2 separate regions of the Homo sapiens genome follow, and region 2 is linked to region 1. A link is an interaction called in ENCODE POLR2A ChIA-PET data of the cell type or tissue named here. Cell type or tissue: IMR-90. All regions are shown on one strand.

Evidence for each region. ChIA-PET counts read pairs that join two places held together with the same protein. Peaks named below come from ENCODE experiments on the same cell type or tissue, not always from the same donor. Only the 100,000 strongest peaks of a DNase experiment are listed, where the experiment ranks them.
Region 2: POLR2A ChIA-PET joins it to region 1 with 11 read pairs; 4 of 35 experiments call an interaction of 5 or more read pairs at or near these places.

Annotation. Positions count from the first base shown.
Region 1 is chr6:37,956,624-37,960,623 of GRCh38, forward strand. The region is part of intron 2 of ZFAND3 (zinc finger AN1-type containing 3); the gene reads left to right. Among named protein-coding and RNA genes, the nearest start is that of ZFAND3, 140 kb to the left of the region's middle. In IMR-90, no CTCF peak of the experiment used is centred here; no DNase peak of the experiment used is centred here.
Region 2 is chr6:37,895,362-37,899,361 of GRCh38, forward strand. The region is part of intron 1 of ZFAND3 (zinc finger AN1-type containing 3); the gene reads left to right. Among named protein-coding and RNA genes, the nearest start is that of ZFAND3, 78 kb to the left of the region's middle. In IMR-90, no CTCF peak of the experiment used is centred here; a DNase peak (open chromatin) is centred at 2,190; H3K27ac peaks cover 160 bases.

The sequences.
Region 1 (4,000 bases):
GATCTTGGAGAGCAGTGTTTATCTTTTTGGGGTCACGGAACTTTGAAAACTGATGAAAGCTGTGGATCCCTTCAGAAAAATGTGCAAGTGCTCATAGTTTTGCATATATTTCTAAGGAGGTTCATGAATTTTATTGAGGCACTTGCATCTGAAGTAATTGAGGCACTTACATCTGCTTTAGTATGGATGGTCTCATTAAGAGTGCTAAGTGTGGAAGCCAGATATGAAGAGAGGGAAAGCGTGGGAAGAAGGAAGTAATTGTGGATATGAACAGTCCTTCGGGATTGCAAAGCCTTTTGGGAGTGGACTGATAATTGTCCAGTTTCCTTACTTGGAGGTCTAAGCCTGTGACAGTCTTCACATCTCGCTGAGTTTCTAGGGATATTGTGAAAAAAAATGTACTCATTTATGAAAACTGAAATGACCCATGGCTTTCCTGACTTCCTGGTCACTTGTTTCTTTGCTGCTCTTCAGCTCTGGTGTGGTCAGAGTTACTGTGTTTGAAACGATTCAGTCTTTTAGTCTTTCTGTCCATGTGTTAAGCAAGTTCCCCCCCTTTCTTCCTCTCTTTTCAGGAATAACGCAAATTATCTTTTTCTAGAAGAACTATTCTATAACTTGCCAATTCTAGTTGAAACATTTTACCATTTCTTATATCCTTAGTCTCATGCTCTGGATTTGGCATCAATTTTTTTTTTTTCATTGAATTCCAAGACTCTTTTTGTTGATTGTGTAACCTTGGACAAGTGACATAAATGTCTCGGAGTCTCAGTTTGCACTTGTTCTTGGTGGGGATGGTGATAACCTGCTTTACAGTAGGTTTGTAAGGATCAAAATAAATTAGTGAGGCACTTACTAAACTTTCAACATGTATACATGTAAGTTGTTTCTTATTAGGTACAGTGTAATAAAATATATTGGTAAGCAATGCTAGGGTCATCTAGATTTGTTTTTTACTCAAGCAGAACATTTGGCTGTAGTATCTTGAAACTAGAAGCTGGTATGGAATAATTGTTGCACAGATTTAAAATGATGGATGGAATGAAAATAGAGTTGCCAGCTACTTTTTAGCTAAGAAATATGGTAGAACTCTACCCTTAGTTGTTTTCAAGGACACATGATCTACTCTAGGAAACTTGTCAGTACTTTTGTATGCTAGTTGCATACGGACCTAGGCCGAAATTATGAGGAAAAGCAGCAGGACCCTGGTAAATATTCCTGGTGGGATAATTTATGCATATACCTTTGGAGAAAAACTCCAATATGCTGTGTGTGTGACATATAGGGTGTTATGCTCTATGATTTGTTTGACTATATTTAATCCAAAAATCGTGTACACAAATCAAATAGAGGGACTGGACCAGATCAATGAGATCAATAACAAAGGTAAATTTGGATTTTTTTTTCTTGGAAAGAATTTATAATATGACTATGGACAGACAATTAGTCATAAAATTTTAAAAAATATTTGTCTTTATTCTTTAGTGGTGTCCATTCAGATCTGTAAATTTTCAGTACAAAAATATGATTTTAAAAATTGCTCATTTAGGCTGGGCATGATGGCTCACGCCTGTAATGCCAGCACTTTGGGAGACCAAGGTGGGCAGATCACCTGAGGTCAGGAGTTCGAGACCAGCCAGGCCAACATGGGGAAACCCCATCTCTACTAAAAATACAAAGATTAGCTGGGCGTGGTGGCGGGCGCCTGTAACCCCAGCTCCTCGGGAGGCTGAGGCAGGAGAATCGCTTGAACCTGGGAGGTGGAGGTTACAGTGAGCTGAGATTGTGCCACTGCACTTCAGCCTTAGTGACAGAACAAGACTCGGTCTCAAAAAAAAAAAAAAAAAAAAATTCTCATTTAGGTAGATTCTGAACCATTTTATGTAAATGAGATTTTTAAAAAATAATGCTGTATTTCTGCCGTCACTCTAATTAGCAATCCTGGAAGCAAAATATTTGACTTAAGATAATGAGCACTTGAATTGACTTATACTTAGGGAAAAAATGGAACTACATAGTCATAGCAATTAAGCTTGGGATGAGTATGTATACATCACCTTTTCTTCCACACTTAAGACTTCTAAAAAACCTTGCTTGGCTTTTCAGGACCGCCCCCCCCTTCCCCACCCACCGACGGACAAAATGTACCTTGTGTTTACATTGCTTGTATTTTACAATTGTAAATTTCCATAGGGATAGACGTGAATTCTGGTAAAATTTCTCCCCAAACCTTGCTTCATTTATTTTCCAAACTTTAAGATGACTGGCCCCCATTAATGTGTCTGTAAAGTTTGAACCTTAGTCAAAAGTACAAAAATGGTTAAAGGGCTTTAGGAACCAAATTCCTGCCATAGATTTTATCACCAACATCTTTCCTCTGGGTCATTACCCATTTGTTGGCTTCAGTGGAAGTATTGGTGAAGAATGAAAGAGCTAAGTCCTTGGGGTATAGAAGTGGAATAGTGAGTAAGCTGAGGTGTGGTATTCTCGGCAGCCCCCATTTCACCTTCTGAATTTGCTTAAATGCAAGACTTTGCTTTTGTGCTGGTTTTAACCAATGTGATGCAGCATAGCCTAACACAACACAGTGGTTTGTAAATCAGGCTCCAGTCTAGTTCTGTGACATTAATGTGCAACAGCAGAACGTGTTTCAACATTATCAGTGCAGTTTCTCTCCACGGTAGTGATGGTTTCCTGCAGATGCACTTAGTCTGACTTCATCAAAATGGAAATGTTAACATTGGAATTACATAGATGGCTCCAAATCCAGAAATTCTGTCCACTATTGTTATGTAAATGAACAGTGTCAAGAATGGATTTTCACTTAATTTTTTTTAGAGCCTAAAGTATTAATAGTTAGCCTATTCTCTGTTGGTTGTGGTAGTATTCCATTTTTGTTGCTTTACTGAATGTCAGTTTGAATAATATGGATTCATATTATGTATAGAAATGGTAATGATTTCACATAAATTGTCAAATATGTAAATATTTGAATATACAAGAATTTGATGTAGACATTATTGGAACTTACTATAAAAGACCTTACACTTGTGATCCTTGCTTCATATGGACAAGCATTTTCTGGAGCTGTTTCCTGGTTGTATCTGTATTTTGAAAGTCTTTCCATTAACTTTCATCTTCTAGATCCAGAATTAAATTAAGACTAAATAGAGGCTAGTTCCTCAGGCTTACAATTTAAACTGCTTTCTTCTTGAGAACACTTATCACCTAACCTGGGCCCATGAAACTTGAGAAGGCGAAATCTGTATGGAAATAAGTTGTATTTGTTCAAAAGATTTTCTTGAATATCTGCTTTGTTTACTGCCTTACATTAAGCACTTTAGGGAGAAGTAAATATATACTACTTGCTCTCAAAATCCTTAAAGTCTAATTGGGGAGGGTAGGCATAAGCATTGAAATAGCAACACAGTATTTCAAGCAAGACCACTGAAATGTGTTCTGAAATCTTCAAGATACCGCAGTGTAGCATCTATCTGTCTTAGCTATAAAATGGGGATAATAATAGCCCTACTTATTTTTCTGAGGATTAATTGAGATCCTGTGTTAAATAAAATAGTAAAACCACACTGAGCTGGTCAGCTTTAGGCACACTGACCAGCCAACTCACTCATGCCTGCAAAGCTGTCCTGCAACACAGGTAATTCAGATTCATACTTAGCAAAATCATTTGTTATATGCAGTGAACCTTGAAACCTCAAATGTCAGATCCTTGAATGCCAAATGTTTAGTGTGACAAACATTTCAAGTCTATGTGGGCAGCAAACATTCATATACATATACACCCTTTACTTTGGACAGAAGGCAATGGGGAGTACCATCAGTGATGTTTGCCTGAGCCTGGCAACTTAATTCCTTTGTGGCACTGCTCACTTTCCATGAATTACATCCTCTTAGCACGTACACATTCTGCTGATGTTCAAACAACTACCTTAGAATCCTGTAGCTACCTTCGCATTTGTGTGCCTTCCGTTTATAAATA
Region 2 (4,000 bases), 61 kb before region 1:
TTCGCTCTTGTTGCCCAGGCTGGAGTGCAGTGACGTGATCTCCGCTCACTGCAACTTCGGCCTTCTGGGTTCAAGTGATTCTCCTGCCTCAGAGGTTCTTTTTTTTTTTTTTTTTTTTTTTATCTTATATGTCTAGACTTAACTTTTTGAATTTTCTTTTTTTTTTTTGATTTAGTACAAAAAACATGAACATACGGAATACAGTTATATTTATTGGTTTAATGTCTTTGGTTACTATTCTATCATCTGTTTCAATTCTGGATCACTTTTGATTGAGTTGATTTTTCTTGTCACTGTGGGTCATATTTTCCTGCTTCTTTGCATGCTAGTTAAAAGTTTAAATTGTATACCAGAGATTGTGAACTTTACCTTGTTTTCATAGATATTTTTGTATTCTTGTAAATATTCCTGACTTTATTTTGGCATGCTGTTAAGTTTCTTGGGCAGAGTTCAGTCATTTCTTGTCTTTCTAAGTTTTGTTAGGCTGTGGTGTACCAAATCAACATTTAATCTAGGGTTCATTTACTCCACTACTGAGGCAAAACCCTTTTGAGCACTCTACCCTGTGTCCTATGAATTGTGAGGTTTTCCATTCTTACTGATGGGAACACGCACTATTCTAGGCCCTGTGTAAGCTATGGCATTTGTTCCCTCTAGTTATTTTCAGAAGTCTTTGTCCTTCCTTACATTGAGTAGATTTACAGATGTCATCATAATGGTTATGGTTATACTGATTTTGTTTCTTATTTGAAACAGAAAGCTCAGCTTTTCACTGTTAGGTTTGATGTTCCATTTTGGCTTTATTTAAACCTTTTTTCTTTTTCTTTTACAGTATCCTTTTTTTCTGAAAGAAAGTTTCCTTCTGTTGCCTTTGATTTTTTTTGTTTTACAAAAAACCGTGGATGAATATTAATTTTTATCCAGTTATTTTTCTCTGTCCATTGGATGCTCAAGTTTTTTTCTCCTTTATTTTGTTAATGTGGCCTATTACATAAATGTTTGAGTATTAAATCAGCCTTGGACTCCCATGAAAAAACCCAACTTTATTGTACCATGGTATTTTATTGCCCATTTTGGTTTGCTAAATTTTGTTTACATTCTTTGTATCTGTGTTCATGAATGAGGCTGGTGTCTTAATTTTTTTCCTCTTTCTTTTCTTTCTTTCTTTCTTTCTTTCTTTCTTTCTTTCTTTCTTTCTTTCTTTCTTTCTCTCTTTCTCTCTCTTTCTCTTTTTCTTTCTCTCTCTCTTTCTTTCTTTTCTTTCTTTCTTGCCTTCCTGCCTTCCTGCCTGCCTGCCTTCTGTTTTGTGTGTGTGTGTGTCTGTGTGTGTGTGTGTGTTTTAAATACCTATAATGCCCTTATTGAGTTTTGGCATCAAGGTTATGCTGGTCTCATCAGGTGAGTGGATGAGTGCTCCTTCTCTTGCCCTGCTGTGTTTAAGATGGATTTATTTCTTAACTCTTTGTAGAAATTGCCAGTAAAGCCAACCGAGACTGAGATTTTCTTCATTTCTAATGAAGTTCTAAATTTTGGATTTATTTTCTTCTTCACTGTAGGATTGGTTAGATTTTGTTTATTCTTTTTGGTTTTGGTAAGTTTTTTTTCCCTAGAAGTTTAAAATTTATAATTTATTAACATGATATTGTTGATAATATCCTCTTTTTAAATTTAGATATGACTTACATATAATAACAAGTATGATGTTAAATTTACAACGTAATGAATTTTCATACATGTATATTTCTATCTATATATGTCTATATTTGTGTAATCAACAGCTAGAGCAAGGTAAAGAATATTTCCTTCATACCTGTAGGCTCCTTCTTGCCCTCTTCTACTTAAAGCCTTGTCTGTACGTAACTATTATTTTGATCTCTATCACTGTAGTTTTAGTTTTATCTGTTTTAAACATCATGTAACTAGAATCATAGGCACTTCTTCATGTCTGGTGTGTTTTGCTCAACATTATGTCTGTAAGGTTCATCTTTGTTGTTGCTTATGGTAGTAATTCTCATCCCATTGTGTGAATACAGAACAGTTTATGGATTTATTCACTTGTGGGTAGACATTGGCTTATCTTCCGTCTTTGTTAGGTGTAATGCTGCTGTGAATGTTGCTTTATATGTCTCTTGGAAGAAATTCAGCTTCGTATTTCAAGAGTATATAGATGAGAGGGAATCGGTGAGTCATAGGTTATCAATGCTAAGCTTTTGCGGTAGTGGCTATACCAGTTTACTCTCCCAGCATCAGCGGATTAGTATTTCAGTGTTCCACACCTTTGCCAGAATTTGGATATTTTCAGTCTTCTAGCCTCTGGTGGAGTTATATTGGTGTGGCATTTTAATTTTAATTTGCATTGTCTGATGTCTACTGATGTTGAACTGTTTTCCATTTTTTTATTGACCGCATAGATGTCTGCATTTTTGAAGTGCCTGTTCAAGTCTTTTGTCCAATTTAAATTGGGAATCAACAGTCAGCAAGTAGTCAGAAAAGAATAGCAAAAACACACAAAATAAATAAATTGGGAGTCAGTCTTCTTATTGATTTATAGTTCTTTTTATAGTTTACGCACATACCCACACACACACCCCATGTATGTGTATTGCAGCTATCTTCTCCCAATCTGTGGTTGACTTTTTTATTCCCTTAGTGTTATCTTTTGATGAACAGAAGTTCTCAATTTTAATGCAGTGTTATCTATCATTGTTTTATGTGGTCAGGACTCTTTGTGTTTTAAGATATCTTTTCCTATTACAGAGTTAAAAAAGACATTCGAGTTCATTCTTCTAGTTTTATTGTTTTATATTTCGCATTTGGGTCTACTGTACACATTTACATGTGATGTAAAGTAATGGTGAAAGTTCATTTTTTTTTCACACTGATATCAAGTTGACCCAGCTCCGTTTATTGAAAAGACCATTTTCCCTAGTGCTTGCTGTGGTAGTGTTAAGCCACATGCAGGTCTGTTTCTGGACTTTTAATTCTGTTCCATTGGTCTGTTTGTCTGTTTCTACATCAGTGACATGCTGTCTCTATTGCTGTAGCTTTCAGATAGGTTTTCATATCTGGTAGTGTAAGTCCTTCAGGTTTTTTATTATTCTTCATGATTGTCTTAGCTATTCCACAGCCTTTGAATTTTCATATAAATTTTAGAGTCAGACTGTCAATTTCAGTTAAAAAGAAATGCTGTGGTTTTGATTGAAATTCTATTGAATCTAAGCATAGTATATATATTTCCATTTATGTAAGTCTTTAATTTCCCTCAGAAGTGTTTTATAATTTTCAGTGTAGCAACCCTGTACATCTTTTAGATTTATTTCTTGGTATTTGATATCTTTTGATATAAGTACTATGATTTAAATTTCACTTTTTAACTTGTTTATTGTTTTAAATGAGGAAATAAAATTAATTTTTGTATGTTGACCTTATTCAGTGACCTTGCTAAATTCATTAGTTAATTCTAATATTTTACAGATTTCTTTCCATGATACCCAGTCATGTTATGTATGAATAATGACAGGTTTACATATTCATTTCTTATTTATTTATTTTGAGACGGAGTCTCACTCTGTTGCCCAGGCTGGAGTTTAGTGGCGCGATCTCGGCTCGCTGCAAGCTCTGCCTCCCGGGTTCACGCCATTCTCCTACCTCAGCCTCGCAAGTAGCCGGTACTACAGGCGCCCGCCACCACGCCTGGCTAATTTTGTTTTTGTATTTTTAGTAGAGACGGGGTTTCACCGTGTTAGTCAGTGTGGTCTCGATCTCCTGACCTCGTGATCCACCCGCCTCGGCCTCCCAAAGTGCTGGGATTTACAGGCATGAGCCACCACACCTGGCCATTCGTTTCTGATTTTTAAGATTCCTTTTTCTTTTGATGATGTTGGCACCACTAATCTTTTTGATTCTTATTTGACTTTCCTTGCTTAATTCCACTTGCTAGAATCTCTACTATAATGTTGAGTAGTTGTGGTGATAGTGTACCTTCTTACTTTTTTCCTGC